2 separate regions of the Homo sapiens genome follow, and region 2 is linked to region 1. The links are chromatin loops, found by intact Hi-C in ENCODE. Cell type or tissue: heart left ventricle. All regions are shown on one strand. Each heading gives the region's core, and the rest is flanking DNA. Links, peaks and the distances in the headings are about the cores only.

What was found. A loop is a pair of places that touch in the nucleus more often than their neighbours do. Peaks named below come from ENCODE experiments on the same cell type or tissue, not always from the same donor. Only the 100,000 strongest peaks of a DNase experiment are listed, where the experiment ranks them.
Region 2: it touches region 1 in a loop (2.6-fold over the local background); 25 of 110 quality-filtered maps call a loop at or near these places.

The regions. Positions count from the first base shown.
Region 1 is chr16:84,479,892-84,488,209 of GRCh38, forward strand. MEAK7 (MTOR associated protein MEAK7) reads right to left here. Exons shown (of 8, transcript NM_020947.4): 5 at 6,740-7,168; 6 at 2,701-2,819; 7 at 638-817; 8 at 1-135. The coding sequence ends at 22. Among named protein-coding and RNA genes, the nearest start is that of ATP2C2-AS1, 17 kb to the left of the region's middle. RefSeq lists enhancers at 1-291, 3,372-3,873. In heart left ventricle, for the core only: a CTCF peak has its summit at 4,938 (motif pointing left); a DNase peak (open chromatin) is centred at 4,890.
Region 2 is chr16:84,190,026-84,198,343 of GRCh38, forward strand. ADAD2 (adenosine deaminase domain containing 2) reads left to right here and starts at 1,132. Exons shown (of 10, transcript NM_001145400.2): 1 at 1,132-1,623; 2 at 4,417-4,557; 3 at 4,908-4,955; 4 at 5,044-5,169; 5 at 5,271-5,421; 6 at 5,505-5,672; 7 at 5,790-6,019; 8 at 6,102-6,345; 9 at 6,622-6,742; 10 at 6,845-7,141. The coding sequence starts at 1,206. The coding sequence ends at 6,949. ADAD2-AS1 (ADAD2 antisense RNA 1) reads right to left here and starts at 7,028. Exons shown (of 5, transcript NR_147175.1): 1 at 6,857-7,028; 2 at 5,236-5,416; 3 at 5,020-5,131; 4 at 4,364-4,700; 5 at 2,533-4,281. RefSeq lists enhancers at 878-1,172, 4,281-5,480, 5,636-6,258. In heart left ventricle, for the core only: no CTCF peak of the experiment used is centred there; no DNase peak of the experiment used is centred there; H3K27me3 peaks cover 961 bases.

The DNA of each region.
Region 1 (8,318 bases), core at 1-8,000:
CAGGAAGGCTCAGGCGGCTCCTCATTCATCGTCCGGGACTTCCCGGAGCCCTTCGCTGTGGCGCGAATGCCCACTGATCTCCAGCAGGGCCTGGGCCTCAGGGTCCGCATCCAGGATGCTCTTGTTGCCCTTGGCCTTGAGAAGAGAAGAAAGGGTGGGTGTGTTCCATGATGGCCCAACAAGAGGCAGCAGCTTCCTGCTAGTTTTCCAGCCTTCTTGGGTGGAATCAGGCTCCGGTTCCCCCTAAGGCCCCTCCCACTCTGGGATTCAGTGGCTGGGTGGGTAGGAGGTATTACAGGAGGTTCAGGGGCCAACAGCAACTCAGGTGCAGAACCAGGGAAGCGGAAGGAACCCTAGACATTCCTCCTCTTGCAGGTGGGCAGAGAGAATGAAGGGCCACCTGGGCTCGCACTTGGGGAACCCCCCTTCCCAGGGCTGCTCTACTAAACCACCCACAAATCCCAGACAAGACTTCCAGCCATGCATCTCCTGGCATCCAAGCCAGCATCAGCTACCAGGATCAAATTTGGGATAAACTATCTGCAGACAGAAGAGTAAAGGGGTAATGGTAAGAAAATGCAGAAAGGCCCCCAGGCTCAAGGGGCCATCCTGGGATGCAGAGGACAGCTCCACTCACCAACTGCTCCTCTGAGGGGTCTCCAACCGCCCACACCTCCATCTTATCAAACTGGAAGTTCTCCTGAGCCGACAGCTGCGGGCTGTTGTACGTGGTGCACGTGGGCTTGGCTCTGCTGTGTCCTTTCCCAAAATCAACATCCACCCAAAGCCCAAAGTAATTGTGCTGCCCCCCCATACCCTGCAAAGGAAGCCAGGACAGAGAATAGCATCAGCAACTCCTCAGGGTCTGTGGACATCAAATACCACAAGCCAGCCTCTCGCCTTAAGTACCAGCCTGAGACAGGGGCGGGTGAGTGGTGAATGCCATCATCTTGTTTTCCTTAACTGTGAAATATATCAATTACTGCCATTTAAGCATCCCATGCCAAGTTACTAGAACAGTCATCTATGTCTCCAGACACCCACCCCATGGCTCTTTCTCAAGAAGATTTGCTGGCTGAAAGCACAAGTGACATCAGAGAATTAAAAATGTTAAATATATATAGAGAAAGAGACCTCCAGGGCCCAGGGCCCCGCCCAGTTAAGATAAGGGGAGAGGTGAACACAGAAGCTGACACTGCAAACCCCCTGTGTTGGGGCCCCAGTGCCCCGCTTCCGGGCAGCGATCCTCACCCCAAGACAGGCTGGGAAACTCAGCTCCGAGTGTGTGGCTTACAGGATGCGGAGGCAGACCCGGAGGCGGATGCGAACCCCTGTGCCTTCCACCCTCAGTCACATGGCTGGGCTCTGAGCTGTTCAATCTCACCCTGCAGAGAACCTCCTCTGGTCCCTGGTAGGCCTGTAACACCTGGCACGCCCTAGTTCTGACCTTGGGCAACCAGAGACCCGAGCACACTGCCCAGAGTTGACACGCGGAGCCGCTCTCTCAGGGCCAATGACGAGCGATGACCGGGGCCTGCCGGGTGCTGCCTGTGAGGCTGGCACCCTCACTCCTGCCGCCACCAGACCGCCCTTTCCAGAAGGTGCCAGGTGTTCTAGGTGGCCTGGCCACGCCCCTCCCTCTCTCCAGGGCAGCAGTGTGGTAAGCCTGGGAAGGACGCTGGTCCCTATATCGGACCAGCCTTCTCTGCCCTCAGCTCTGCAGAAACAGGGCTGGATTTTCCCAATAAGAGCTTTCTGTCAGCTGGGCGCAGTGGCTCACGCCTGTAATCCCAGCACTTTAGGAGGCCAAGGCGGGTGGATCACGAGGTCAGGAGATGGAGACCATCCTGGCTAACATGGTGAAACCCCGTCTCTACTAAAAATACAAAAAAATTAGCCAGGCGTGATAGCGGGTGCCTGTGGTCCCAGCTACTTGGGAGGCTGAGGCAGGAGAATGGCGTGAACCTGGGAGGCGGAGCTTGCAGTGAGCCGAGATCGCGCCACTGCACTCCAGCCTGGACAAGAGTGGACTCCATCTCAAAAAGAAAAAAAAGAAAAGAAAAGAGCTTTCTGTCAAGCAGCAGAGGAAAGAAATCAGCAGGGGAGCTGGCAGGAGCAAGCTGAGCTTCGGCGTGGATGCTGCCCCAACTCCTGCCCTCGGGCCTGCCTGGACCCGTGCCCACCCACTCCCTGCACCCGGCCTAGGCCTCCCCCGCTTCCCCCTGCTTCCTGTGCCATGTCACCAAGCTGAAGCGAGGGCTGGACAGGAGCCACGGTCACCCCAACTGGGGCCCCACATGCTGTCTCATGAGCTGCCGGCCGTCCATTCCCCTTGGTCCAGCACTCCCACGTATGAGGCAGGCCAGCGACGCGCAGGGACAGGTCTGGCGCTGACACCATCCCTAGCCACAAAGGCTACAAACCAATCATCTGAGGGCCAGAAAAATGGGCCAAGTGTGCCATCTGCACACAAACCACTGAGAAGCCCCAGCAGAGGCCACATCCTTCTCTAAGGGAAACCCTGGCCCAGCTGTCACTGCCCCCAGCACCGGCCCTGGAAACAGAAGGAACTGGACATGGCGTGCGTGAGGAACTGAATGCCACGCGCCCTGCCCTGATCTGTGGAGCTGAGCCTCGGGGTTGACACCTTTGCTGGGGGACATCACCAAGGCAAGACCACCACGCTCTGCCCGGGCTCACCAGTCCGTTCGGGATCGTCTGCTGTCCATGGTTCAAGTACATGTAGTGGTCGTTGTAGCCCGTGTGTGTGTACACAGCCATGCTGGGGCAGATGGAGAACAGGAAGCATCTGTTGTCCCCTGAAAGTAGCCAGAGAACAAAACAAACAGGGTCGGTGTCTGAGCCGGTCCCACAGGGCCGGAAATGCCGGTAAGCTGCAGCTCAGGAAGCAACAGGGCCAAGACCCTTCTCACCCATGTCCAGGTGTCGGCAGATCAGGGTTTGGGACAAGCTGCTAGGGACCCAGGTGGATGAGCTGGGGATGCAGGGATTAGAGGGACAGCTAATAAGGAATGGGACATCTTTTAGCTCTGGCCAGGGGAGCAGAGATCAGAACTCTGCCCACTGTCTGCTGGAATCAGTTCAGGCTGGCCAAGCACATCCGAGCCAGAAAGAGCAGGCTTCCTTTAGCTTATGAGCACGGGGCAGGTGGTCACTCCGCAGAGACTGAGGCCTCCAGCACAGCCTACCTGAGCAGGCAAGTGACGCTGCGTAGTGCTGACCCCGGCCTGAAAGAACGTACCATGCAGAGAGAGAAAACCTGCAGCTGCAGAGCTGTCCCCAGGGGCACGGCCTACGAAAGGAAGTAGTTTACCCTCGCCCAAAGGCATGGGGTGGGCACACAGGCCATTAAAAGAAAGGTACCAGTCAAAACTCTGGAAACTATGGGTCCCCAGTCTCAGAGACTCCTCCACTCCATAAGCACCTCAGCACTGGGGACAGGGCCGTAGGCCAGGCCTCGTCCTCGGAGCTCCCAGCGAGGGACACTTCCCACCATGTTCTGAGGACTTGGCCGGAAGGGCTGCCCGCCTCGACACCAGCATACACAACTGTCACAACAAGCTGGAAGGCTGCAGAGAAACAAGCTCATGGGAATTTGGGGTTGGGCTATTCATCAGGTGGGAAAGAAGTCACAGGAAGCAAATTGGGGGCACCATGATGGAACGCAGATAAGAAGGGGGCACCAAGACCAGGAGGCTGGAAGAGGACGATGGCCCCGAGCAAGCCAACAGGGCTCAGTCTGTAGAGTGTGGGCTGACACCGCCCAAGGCTCCAATCTAGAAAGATCGCTGGGGGGCCTCTGCCATCAGGGTCTGGGAGGCTTCTGGGAGGCAGCTTCCGAGGTCAAGAGGGAGGCCCTGAAACAGAGCTGGCTGGGGCAAGAGTCCCCATGGAGAAGGGATCCCATGAGGACAAGGTGTGGGACAGGTACGGAACAGTGGGGCTTGAGAGCATCGGGTGGAGGAAGGAGGATAGTTAGGCTAGAAAGTTCCACTGGAACCAGCTAAGTGAAGGGCTTTACTCTGGGCTACAGACTCAGGCTTGCTTCACTGGGTTTCAGCAGCCCCAGAGGCTTGAGGGCAGGTTTAGACGCCGCCATGAACAGCTGGGTCACACCCGTCTGCACTGCCCCCGCCCCGCTCTCCCCGACTGGACTTCAGGTAAGCGGCCCTTTGCTTTGCAATCCTGAGCCCGTCTTGCTGCGGAGCAAGGTCGCAGGGCCACAGAGTTCAGGCCTCAGCTGCGATAGGCCCAGATCCTAGTCCACCCCCAAGGGCTGTTCTCCATAGGGAAAGCCAGGAGGGGGAAGCATCATTCCCAGAATACAGGGCAAGGACCTGATGAGTTATGATTATCTGTGGAAAAAAGTGACACCAACAACGAGGACTCCTTATCTCATTCCCATAAAACAATACCCAAGCGTGCGGCCACCAGCACCTGACGCTCGGCCGCCGAGGAGCTGCCTGCCCACACAGCATGGTTTCGTGTAATTCTGAGGAGCTGAGGCCCAGAAAATGAATCAATCACCTTGCCCAGGGCTAGAGCTGGGACTCAAAATCCTGTGTTCAATCCAAAGCCTTGGGCCTTTTCAATGATTGCACAGAAAACACAAGCCAAAAGGCTCTAAGTATAATCAGTTCTTCTTTCCTCAAGCAAAAACACTCTGATGAAAACAGTCCTTTAAAAAGGTTTACGAAGCCACATTACCCCGCAGGGAAATATCCTCTGTACTCAAGGAGGTGGCCACCCTCCCCAGCATTTGCCTTCATTGTTTGTCCCACAGCTATTAAATCACTTAAAGTCTCAGATATTAGAGGTCATTATTTCCAGGACAAGCGGACAGCACGCTCTCCGAACTTGACCCACAGTCCACGGATTTGTACCATGCGTGGTGTGAGGCTGCCCTCTGCTGTTGTTTCGTGAGTATGGACACGTACTGCAACAGAATGAACTCGGGTTTGAAAACTTGGCCACTGCATTTTTCCCACATGCTTCAGCAAGATTAAGTCTGCTTGTTAATAAAACATAAAGAGCCAGCAGAGTCCATCTGAAATTAACATTAAAGGCTCTGGAGGGAGCAGCAGCTTTACCCTGATCATGATGCTCAGGGTCTCTTCATATCCTAAAGCCGAGCCTTCAGCCATGCAGTGAGGCAGAGCAATGTGTAATTTCCCCGGAGCCCGAGGCTGGGCTGGTGGGCACATGCCCTATGCCTGTGACATGGAGGCAGGGCAAGGTGGGTGTGCAGAAGAGAGTGGCCGTGGCAAGGCTGAGGCTGCTGTCTCTAGAAAGGCCCACCTGCAGGGCCGGCCCTGGGCTGGCACCTGGAAACTTTGATTTGGGGAGAATTCCCACCATTCCCAGAACTAAGATAAAGATCTAGAACATCCTGAAACCTAGATATAAATCAAACCCTAGAAACAATGCAATCTAGGAGATAGAGGTGCCCAACCCTCAACCTGGTGACCCCTGCTACCTATTCCAGCCAGATGCCACCTAGCCTCTGCTGAAAGCTCTCCTGCAAGGGCAACTCCACCTGGACACAGTTCCCGGCCTTCAGAACCTCTGCCTGGTGGAGAAATGACGATTCCAGAGGTGCGGGGTAAGATACAGGATGTACCGGGGAATGCCAAAGGCAAACCCTGGGGATGGTGGCCCACTCTCAAGTACAGAGGACAGCCCACTGATGGGCGACGCATCTGTAAACATTTCAAAAACTATCTATCTATCCATCCATCCATCCATCCATCCATCTATCTACCTATCTATCTATCTATCTATCTATCTAGAGATGGAGTCTCGCTCTGTTGCTCAGGCTGGAGTGCGGTGGTATGATCTCGGCTCACTGCAACTCTGCTTCCGAGGTTCAAGCAATTCTCATGCCTCAGCCTCCCACGTAGCTGGGATTACAGGCATGCGCCACCACACCCATCTAATTTGTGTACTTTCAGTAGAGACGTGGTTTCACCACGTTCACCAGGCTGGTCTCAAATGCCTGACCTCAAGTGATCCACCTGCCTCGGACTCCCAAAGTGCTGGGATTACAGGCTTGAGCCACCACGCCCAGCCTTATTATTTTTTTTTTTTTTTTAAGATAGAGGCAAGGTCTCACTATGTTGCCCATGCTGGTCTCAAACTCCTGGGTTCAAGTGATCCTCCTGCCTCAGCCTCCCAAAATGCTGGGATTCCAGGTGTGAGCCACTGCACCTGGCCTGTGTTTTAAATATTTTTAAAGGACTCTTTTCATCAGAGTATTCTTCCTTGAGGGAAGGAAAAGAATTTACTTAGAACCTTTCATCCAGTGCATTCAAGGTCATGCACAAAGCTTCCAAATTCCAACAAGCAAACGCGTGGCGGTGGGGGCAGGGGCAGGAAGGCCCAGGGAAGGAAAATGTCCGATCTGAACCAATTACCATCTCCTGGTCCCCTCGGAGGCATCTGTGGCTTGACTTCTCCCACGCCCCATAGACCCGGCACCGTGTAATAACTGGGCCCGTGTCCTCGCCTGAAAACTGGGGGTCACACGGCCTGTCCTGAAGAACTCTGATGTGATAAACACCATAGAGCAGCATCACATTTTCCTATCGCCCCGACTGCGTCTAGAGAAACACTTGGAGAAGATGGGAGAGCCCTATTTAGCACCCCCACCCTCTCCCTTTCTCCAGAGCTCTTTGCCCGTGCTGTGCCACTCGTCAAGGTTCAGGACACCAAGTCTTACCTTGAAACTGAGGCTTCACCTCCCAAGAGCAAGAGGCAAACCCACCGAACACATGCTTGTCATGGTCCTCGAGGACAGCCACACAGGGTCCCCGGTGAGTGATGTGGCCACAGAGCTGGGAGAAGCTGTGTCCATGGAGCTCAGACGAAAAGAGCAGGCACCAGCGGTGCCGCTGCTCCCGAGGCAGCTGGGCGTTGATGTACATGACAGAGAGGACATCCAGGATGCTCTCAAAACCCCTGCCCTGGTCCACTTGACGCTCAGGGACCAGGGTAGTCAGATCAAGAGACGAGCACAGGATGAGAAAGCCCTTGCAAATGACCACACTCAGGAATATGGCCACATGGGGGACCCTGAACACCCAGTCCTCGATCACAGCTCGGTCACAGTCATAGTCCAGCCACTGGGGCCCCAGAAGTCTCTTGCCATCTAGGGGAAGGGGATGGTCAGCATTAGTGGGGCTGTTATGTCACCATTTAGCTACTATCTAAACCCACACTGATCAGTGTGGGAGCCACGAGTCACATGCAATTACTGAGCACAGAAAACAGGGCTCGTGTGAATTGAGAGGTGCCGTCAGTGTAAAAGGCACACTTGATTTCAAAGATTTGGTATGAAAAAAGAATGTAAAATATCTCAATTTTTAAATATTCATTACATTTCAAAATTGTATTTAGGACATATTATTAGAATCAGTTTTCCCCTGTTTCTCTTTACTCTTTTAACATGGTCCCTAGAAAAGGGAAAATTTCACATGGGGCTTGCTTTGTCTATTGGCCAGCACTGATCTAAACAATCCGACTTCAACACTTTTCTCTCCTCTCCAAGCAGCATTTCAGAACCCCTCGAGATGGCAGTGCCCTGGCAATGGGGCTGGAATAAATGCCTGAGCTACACCTGGAGCCGCTCATCCAAGGGCGTCGGTCCTGCCAAGGTCACTGGAAGGGGAATGTTCCCAGCCAGTCAAGGGGCTGGTAGGGCACTTCCTGGGACTCCTGCAGTTTATCTGGGAAGTGCGGGTTTCATTCGCCACTAATCAGGCTTAATCATACAGCACTTGGAGCCCTATTTTCCATCCCTCACCCACTAAGAGTGGAGGTGACAGTAAGAGCGTGGGAGCACACACCTGGGACTCGAACAGCTGGCTTCAAACCCGAGCTCAGGAACAGCATGACCTTGCCAAGGTCTGGACCTCTGTGCCTCAGTTTCCTCAGGTATAAAATGGAGGTAAGGCCAGAACCTGCCCCGCTCGGTTATTACAAGGAACAGAGGAGCTTTTACGTCTTAAGCTCTTGCTGACACAAAGGCCCCATTTACAGAGATTATAATTCCCAACCTAGCGAAAATTTGACTAAGCTGAAATATTTTGTGTAACTCAGGCCCATTTTATTAAGCAGGAAATGTAAAAGTACTCCCAACTTCTGATAATTCAAAATTCCTATCATTTCTATTTATTTTTCAAACAGTTTCATTTCTCATTACCTATATATTACTTGAAATCTTAAGGATAATTTTAATCGTCTGAATTACCTTTTCTACTTCACTGAAAACTTTAATTTTTATTTTCATGATTCTTCTT
Region 2 (8,318 bases), core at 181-8,180, 290 kb before region 1:
TGACTACCCAGCCCACCACACCTGCTTCTTCCAAGTCAAAGGTTCTGGGAGGACTCCACCACCTGGTCCTCATATGCCCCAGCATCCTCACTGTCACAATCCTGGAGAGAGCTGCCAGGCCCAGCTTCAGCAGCAGCAGCAGCAAGCACTGTGACAAATCTTACAGACACTGGTCATGCTTTCCCAAGTTAGTGGCTACTGTAAGACTCCGTTAAACTTGCAGCCTCCTTCAAGCAAATACGCGTTGCATCACAGTAAGCCTTGTGTAAATTGTCTTCATCCCTGTCTTTATCTTATTTTTCCTATGTCTCTTGATCTCTAGCTCTTCACTTTAAACAATTGTTATCTTGTCTTATTTGTATGAATTAACTCAAAATCCCTTCTTAGGGGGGAAAAAGGCAGAGTATCAAATGGCTATTTTCTTAAAAAAAATTATTTATTTATTTTTTGAGGCAGAGTCTCGCTCTGTTGCCCAGGCTGGAGTGCAGTGGCGCAATCTCAGTTCACTGCAGCCTCTTCCTCCCAGGTTCAAGCGATTCTCCTGCCTCAGCCTCCTGAGTAGCTGGGACTACAGGTGTGCGCCACCACGCCCACCTACATTTTGCATCAAATGGCTAATTCTTGGCTGGGGAACACTTATGTTTGGCTTCAGAAAGGCCTGCAGTGAAATTTTATATCCAATGATCCTGCTGACAGTGTGAACCCCTAATTCCTGTGTTGAAGTCTCCAGGCTCAGCCAGTGAAGCAGCTGAGCAGCCTGTGATGTGGAGGTGCCTAGGGGCCTAGGGCAGGAGCTAGAGTGTGAAACTGGACCTGACGCCCCCAGATGCTCCTCCCCCGCCTTGCAGGCTCCGCGACCACCCACGGTTAAAGAAGCAGCTGCTAGAGCAACCCCTCACCCACCCACCGGAACTTCCCTCCAGGCCATGGGACGTTGGTCTCAGCCGGAACTTCCGTCCAGGCAGTGGGACCTTGGCCTCAGCCATAAGCATCCAAGCCGCCGTCGTTGGGAGACTGGCCTTCCCATTGGCAGGGTGCACTGTCCATCACAGATCTCAGGGCTCTCATTGGCCATCGTATGGCAGGGGTGGAGCTCACCACGCTTCGTCCGCGTGCTCCCCACGTGAAGGCACCCGCCCTGCGCGTGTGAAAGGGCGAGAGCAGCGCGAGATAGGGCCTAGCGCCTCAGATCTTCGTTGGCGGCCATGGCTTCGGCTTCTCAGGGCGCTGACGACGACGGCAGTCGTAGGAAGCCCCGCCTGGCTGCATCGTTGCAGATCAGCCCCCAGCCCCGCCCCTGGCGACCGCTACCCGCCCAGGCCCAAAGTGCCTGGGGGCCCGCGCCCGCGCCCGCGACGTATCGCGCGGAGGGCGGGTGGCCCCAGGTCTCGGTGTTGAGGGACAGTGGGCCTGGGGCAGGGGCCGGAGTCGGGGAACTGGGGGCAGCCCGGGCGTGGGAAAACTTGGGGGAACAGATGGGGAAGGCCCCGAGGGTCCCTGTGCCCCCAGCAGGGCTCAGCCTGCCGCTCAAAGACCCACCTGCCAGCCAGGCCGTGTCCTTGCTCACGGAGTACGCGGCCAGCCTGGGCATCTTCCTGCTCTTCCGGGAGGACCAGCCACCAGGTGAGGCCGGGCCGGGGCATGGCTGTGCCAGAGGGCAGAGCCACGGAGGGCTGGGTCCCAGGACGTGGGGAGCAGGGGGTCTGGGGAAGGTGGACCTTGGTCCCTATGCTCAGAGACACCGCCGGAGCAGGACCTGGCCTGAGCTTGGGACCTTGGGGTGGACCCTGCTGTGAGCAGCGATCTCCAAGGATCACCAGCCACACCAGATGCTCAACTGTGAAAGAGTCATGGCAGGTGAACATTCTTCCCACCTGACTTCCAGGGAGGTTAAGGCCCCCTGGTATTTCTGTATACGTTTTTAGAGCCACTTACATGCAATTTAAGTTGCCGTGCTAGCATTGGAGATACCGAAATGGGAGCCACTCCCCTGACTTAAAAGACATTATTAAGCACAGTTTGGTAAGGGTAATACCGTGTACATGATACAGAGGTAAACCGTTATTTCCTCTTCTTCAATACATACCCCTTAAATCCCTTAACTCAGAGTGGTTGTTTTGTGTTTTGGATTTTTTTTGAGACAGGGTCTTACTCTGTTGCCCAGACTGGAATGCGGTGGAACAAGCTTGCCTCACTGCAGCGTCCGCCTCCTGGGCTCAAGTGATACTCCCGCCTCAGCCTCCCGAGGAGCTGGGACTACAGGTGGACTCCACTACACCTGGCTAATTTTTGTATTTTTTTTGTAGAGATTATGTGGTTTTACCATGTTGCCAAGATTGTTCTTGAAGTCCTGGGCTCCAGCTATCTGACCTCCTGGGCCTCCAAAGTGCTGAGATTACAGGTGTGAGCCACCACACTTGGCCCAGAGTTTTAATTTAAAAGTTAATTGCAGACATTATGCTCCTTACCTGTAAATACATTCACGTGTTTTTTGTTTGTTTGTTTGTTTGTTTTTCTTTTTTCTTTCTTTTTGAGATGGAGTTTCACTCTTGTGGCCCAGGCTGGAGTTCAGTGGCACTATCTCAGCCCACTGCAACCTCTGCCTCCCAAGTTCAAGTGATTCTCCTACCTCAGCCTCCTGAGTAGCTGGGATTACAGGTGTCCACACCAAGCCCGGCTAATTTATTTTTGTATTTTTAGTACAGATGGGGTTTCACCATGTTGGCCAGGCTGGTCTCAAACTCCTGACCTCTAGTGATCCGCCCGCCTTGGCCTCCCAAAGTGCTGGGATTATAGGTTAGAGCCACCTTGCCCAGCCCTCTTTTTTTTTTTCCTTTGAGACAGAGTCTCGCTCTGTGGCCCAGGCTGGAGTGCAGTGGTGAGATCTCAACTCACTGCAACCTTTGCCTTTCGAATTCAAACGATTCTTGCGCCTCAGCCTCCCGAGTAGCTGGAATGACAGACTTGTGCCCCCGTGCCCAGCTAATTTTTTTGTGTTTTAATAGAGATGGGGTTTCACCGTGTTGGCCATGCTGGTCTTGAGTTCCTGTCCTCAGCCCCACAAAGTGCTGGGATTACAGGAGTGAGCCACTGTGCCCGGCCTCATCTATATTTCTTAAAAACAAGGGCATCTCTTATGTAACTACAATACAATTATCAAATCCTGGAAATTTAACATTGATATAATACCATCTTCTAATTTCTATTCACATTCAAATTTTGCCAGTTGTCCCAGTAATGACCTCATGGCCATTGTTTCCCATCCCAGTATGACATTACAGTTAGCTGTCATGCCTCTTTAATCTCTTACCTGAAACAGTTCCTGTCTTTGTCTTTCACAACATTGATGTCTTTGAAGAGTAAGGGCCAGTAGTTTTGCGAATGTCCTTCAGCTTGGGTTTGTCTGTTTCCTCAGAACTGAGTTCAGGTGATGTGTTATTGAAGTGATGTCGAGTCTTTGGCACGCATCTCACCAGGAAGTGTGCGATCTTGCTTTGTCCCCTGGCGATGCGAGCTGTGGGGATTTGACTAGGGTGGCATCTACCAGGTGTCTTCACTTTCTCCTTTGTGCTGAATAAGTCATCCAGGGGAGGCATTTGGAGATCATGTAGATATCCTGTCCCTATAACATTGTCACTTGTGGTTTTAGAAAATCATGCTTTGATGGTTCTCCCCAGATTCAGTCGCTGTTAGGATGGCAGCCACATGCTGGCTTTCTAAGGCCAACATCCCTTCCACGTCTGTCTGTGGTTGCTGGTTTTGATGCCTGTTTAGAGCAGACAGATCTCAGCGCAGTGGGGAGTGCTGAAATGGGTTCCCTTCCAAAAGGGAAACCCCCAGAGGGGCAGTCCTTGGGAGAAACAATTTAGCAGCAAGTACTGTGAAATTAACCCTGCACCTTTGACCATGTGATCCCAGTTCCAGATTTTTCATCTCTCTTTTGTGTTATAAGTAACACCCAAAATGATACTGTTTCATAGGAAAAGTGTTCAAATATAGAGCCCCTGGAGGAGAGGAATTGAAAGCAATGTGTCTGTGGCAGGTGGAAGTGCTCAGAGCCTTCCTCCTGAGAACAGGGTGGCGTGGGCTCTGGAGAGGGGACCTGGATTTGGGTCCTGACTCAAGTTGGGCAAACCGCCTGCCGTTTCTGCTCATCTGTGAAATGGAGTCACGCATCCCTGCTGTGGAGGAGTTGGGTGAGGACTTGGTTGAATCAGCGATGGGTCACAGCCTGCAGAGGCACTCAAGGGTGTGCGCGGCATGGGGTGGCGATGGAGCCTGCTGGAGGAAGGGAAGGGTGGTGAGGGTCTCATTATTCTGACCGTCCTCGATATCAGGTGTCAGGAGGAGGCAGAGGTGGTACCTGTCACAGGGCGAAGGCCAGGGGGCTGCTTCCTCACCTGGCTCCTTCCCCAGGTCCCTGCTTCCCCTTCTCGGTGAGCGCGGAACTGGATGGGGTGGTCTGCCCTGCGGGCACTGCGAATAGCAAGACGGAGGCCAAACAGCAGGCAGCGCTCTCTGCCCTCTGCTACATCCGGAGTCAGCTGGAGAACCCAGGTAATGGAGGGAGGGCCAGGCAGCTGAGCCGCAGCTGGGGACAAGAGGACTGAGGCTGGCAGTCCCGTGGGGAGGCGGAAGTGGCTGTGCGTGTGAGCAGGAGGTGGGTTGCTGTACAAACCATCTGAGCATCAGGACGTCACCTGCAGGGAGCTGGGGCGGGGTACATGTGCCGGTCCCTGCTTTCACGTCCTCTGGGGACACCGGGGGTAGGGACCGCTAGAAGAGCAGCTCGTGTAATGTCCTGTGTCTGGAAGATGAAAACTTCCTCTCCCCGCCTCCTTGGCTTCCTGAGGGACGGAGGGTGGGCCTTGGCACCCACACCAGCCCGCCCTCCTTGCCTCTTTCAGAGTCCCCCCAGACCTCCAGCCGGCCTCCACTGGCCCCCCTGAGCGTAGGTAGGTGAGCATTCCCGGACCCAGGCTTGTAGTGTCGAGGGGAGAGGCGTGGGCCCCCTTCTACCTGCAGTCTCTCGCCCTGGCGCAGAGAACATCCTGACCCATGAGCAGCGCTGCGCAGCGTTGGTGAGCGCCGGCTTTGACCTCCTGTTGGACGAGCGCTCGCCATACTGGGCCTGTAAGGGGACTGTGGCTGGAGTCATCCTGGAGAGGGGTAGGGATCGCCCCAGCCCTGGCCCTGGCCCCGGCCCCCTGGGAAGGGCCCCCTCAAGCTCCTTGCCTTAGGCTGGGCCGTCTCTGCCCCCTCCTGCACAGAGATCCCGCGTGCCAGGGGCCACGTGAAGGAGATCTACAAGCTGGTGGCTCTGGGCACCGGCAGCAGCTGCTGTGCTGGCTGGCTGGAGTTCTCGGGCCAGCAGCTCCACGACTGCCATGGCCTGGTCATCGCCCGCAGGGCCCTGCTGAGGTGAGGGGCAGTGGGGTGGGCGCCTGATAGCAGCCTTCGCCAGGACAAGGTCTTCCCAACCACCCTGTGCCTGTCGCTCCTAGGTTCTTGTTCCGGCAGCTCCTGCTGGCCACACAGGGGGGCCCCAAGGGCAAGGAGCAGTCCGTGCTGGCCCCCCAGCCAGGGCCCGGACCCCCATTCACCCTCAAGCCCCGCGTCTTCCTGCACCTCTACATCAGCAACACCCCCAAGGGCGCGGCCCGTGACATCTAGTATGCAGGGCCCCCGGGGCAGGCGGGGGATGGGGCTCCCTCGGTTGGGCTGCTGGGTGGGGGCCAGGGTCAGAAGAGCAGCCCTGAAGCTGATGTCTGTCCCCACCCGGCCCGCAGCCTGCCCCCCACCTCGGAAGGTGGCCTCCCGCACAGCCCACCCATGCGCCTGCAGGCCCATGTGCTCGGGCAGCTGAAGCCTGTGTGCTACGTGGCGCCCTCGCTCTGTGACACCCACGTGGGCTGCCTGTCAGCCAGTGACAAGCTGGCACGCTGGGCCGTGCTGGGGCTGGGTGGTGCCCTGCTGGCCCACCTGGTGTCCCCACTCTACAGCACCAGCCTCATCCTGGGTGAGCACGTGGTGAGGGCTGGGGGGGTGAGAAGGGAGGGCAGGGAGGTCACTCACCTTGTCCTGTCCCTTCTGCCCTGCAGCTGACTCATGCCACGACCCTCCGACTCTGAGCAGGGCCATCCACACCCGGCCCTGCCTGGACAGTGTCCTGGGGCCATGCCTGCCACCTCCCTACGTCCGGACCGCCCTGCACCTGTTTGCAGGGCCCCCGGTGGCCCCTTCCGAACCCACCCCTGACACCTGCCGTGGCCTGAGCCTCAACTGGAGCCTGGGGGACCCTGGCATCGAGGTTGTGGATGTGGCCACCGGGCGTGTGAAGGCCAAGTGAGAAGGGCCCCCTGGGGCCGGGCTGTGGAGCAGTGCTGGTGATGGAGGGCTCATGCATGAGCTTCCTCACCTCAGTCTAATCCCAGCGCAACCCCTTCGCTCAACCCCTTCGCTCAACCCCTTCCTAGCTCCGTAGTGGTGGCCACACCTCTGTCTGCCCTGTGAGTCCTGTGACATTGTCACAGTGTGAGAGGAGGTAGTGTGAGGTGTGTAGCAGGCCTGCTGGTCCAGCTTGTATCTCTCTGATCTCAGTGGTATCCTCTCTTCATCCAGTGCCGCCCTGGGGCCTCCCTCCCGTCTCTGCAAGGCCTCCTTTCTCCGGGCCTTTCACCAGGCGGCCAGGGCTGTGGGGAAGCCCTACCTCCTGGCCTTGAAGACCTACGAGGCTGCCAAGGTTGGTTCCCCACCCTCCCCCCGTCCCGGTCCCTCTCCAGCCCTGCAGTCCCTGCCCCCTGCAGGTACCTCCTCTCACCCCACCTCTCATCTCCCGCCCTAGGCTGGGCCCTACCAGGAGGCTCGCAGGCAGCTGTCTCTCCTCCTGGACCAGCAGGGCCTGGGGGCTTGGCCCTCGAAGCCACTGGTGGGCAAATTCAGAAACTGAAGCCAGCCTCGGCGGGACCGAGGTCCCGGAGCCAAGCTGTACCCCTGCTGGGGGAGTGCCCTATCTGAGGAGCGTTGTGGGGAGAACATGGGTTGTGCGGGGTGAAACTGGGGCTGGAGGGAAGGAGGAGCCTGCTGTGGTTGGGAGGCGGCTGCTGCACGTTTGGGCTTGAATAAAGAAGTATTTCTGGTTCCTGTGTGTGTAGTTGGCTGTGTGTGTGTGTGTGTGTGTGTTTATGTGTTGGGGTGGCCAGGGGCCCTTTGTTTGCGGAGAGAGCCCCTCACTCCTCCTTTGGGAGGCCCTGTGTTCACTGGGTTCCCACCTGGATCCTCTCACTGAGCCACTGAATTGTCACCCCCGCCCCTGTTCACAGGGCTGGAGGCAGGTTTAGGAGGGGAGGTGACCTCCCCTGGTTCCTCCTGTTTTCCAGCCTGTGTGCTGGAGGAGACCACGGAGGCCACGGGTTGCGGGTGTTGTAAAGGGTGGGAGGGCAGGCTGCTTGGATGTGTGAGCATTTTGTCCTCTGGCCGCTATTGGGGCTCCAAATCCTTGCCTTTCTGGGCCCCCAGGATGTGTGGGAGGGCAGAGAACACCCTTCCCTGGTCAGAGCTTTAGCTGCCCTGGCCCTCGAGGGTGCTGTGGGGTCTGGGCAGCCCCATGTTGAAGGGCGTGGGGAGGGCATGAGCAGCATCAGTGCTTTCCCTGGGCCGCCCGGCTGTTGGACCTGGGCGAGGCATTGGACCGCTAGAGCCTGCGTCTTCCACCATGGAGAGGGACAGTGCTCCTGCCCTGTGTGGGCTCGGCAGTTCTCTCTCCGTTTCCCCCAGGGTAGCATAGTAAGGCCACATGGCACTCAGGCACTCTGTTGACTCTGGATGGGGAGAGAAGATGGTAACACTAAAAGCATGTGTGCGTGCACACTCGCACACACACCTGGAACCTCACCAGCATGGGCACTATAGCCGTTGAGCCAGGAGCACAACAGCTTTGAAGTCCAGGGACCTGGGGCCAGGGACAGTAGAGGACCGTGGCCAGCCCTGTGACCCCCACCCTGTGACTCCCTCCCTGCATCCCTAGCAGTTGCAGGGTTCAGAACCACAGGCTACTCTCCCATGTGGGGTGTCTCTGGGAGGGATTAGCATCTAATTATGGGGCTGAGTAAGAAGATGGCGCTCCCCAGTGCAGGCAGGCACCATCCAATCCACTGAGGGCCTGCAAACAACAAGCAAGCAGAGGAAGGTGAATTCGCTCTCTCCCCTTGAGCTGGGACATCACAACTCCTGGGTCTCTGGCCTTCAGACTTGGACCAGGACTCATAACATTGGTTCTCCCAGTTCTCAGGCCTTCGAGTTTGGACTAGAACGCCACC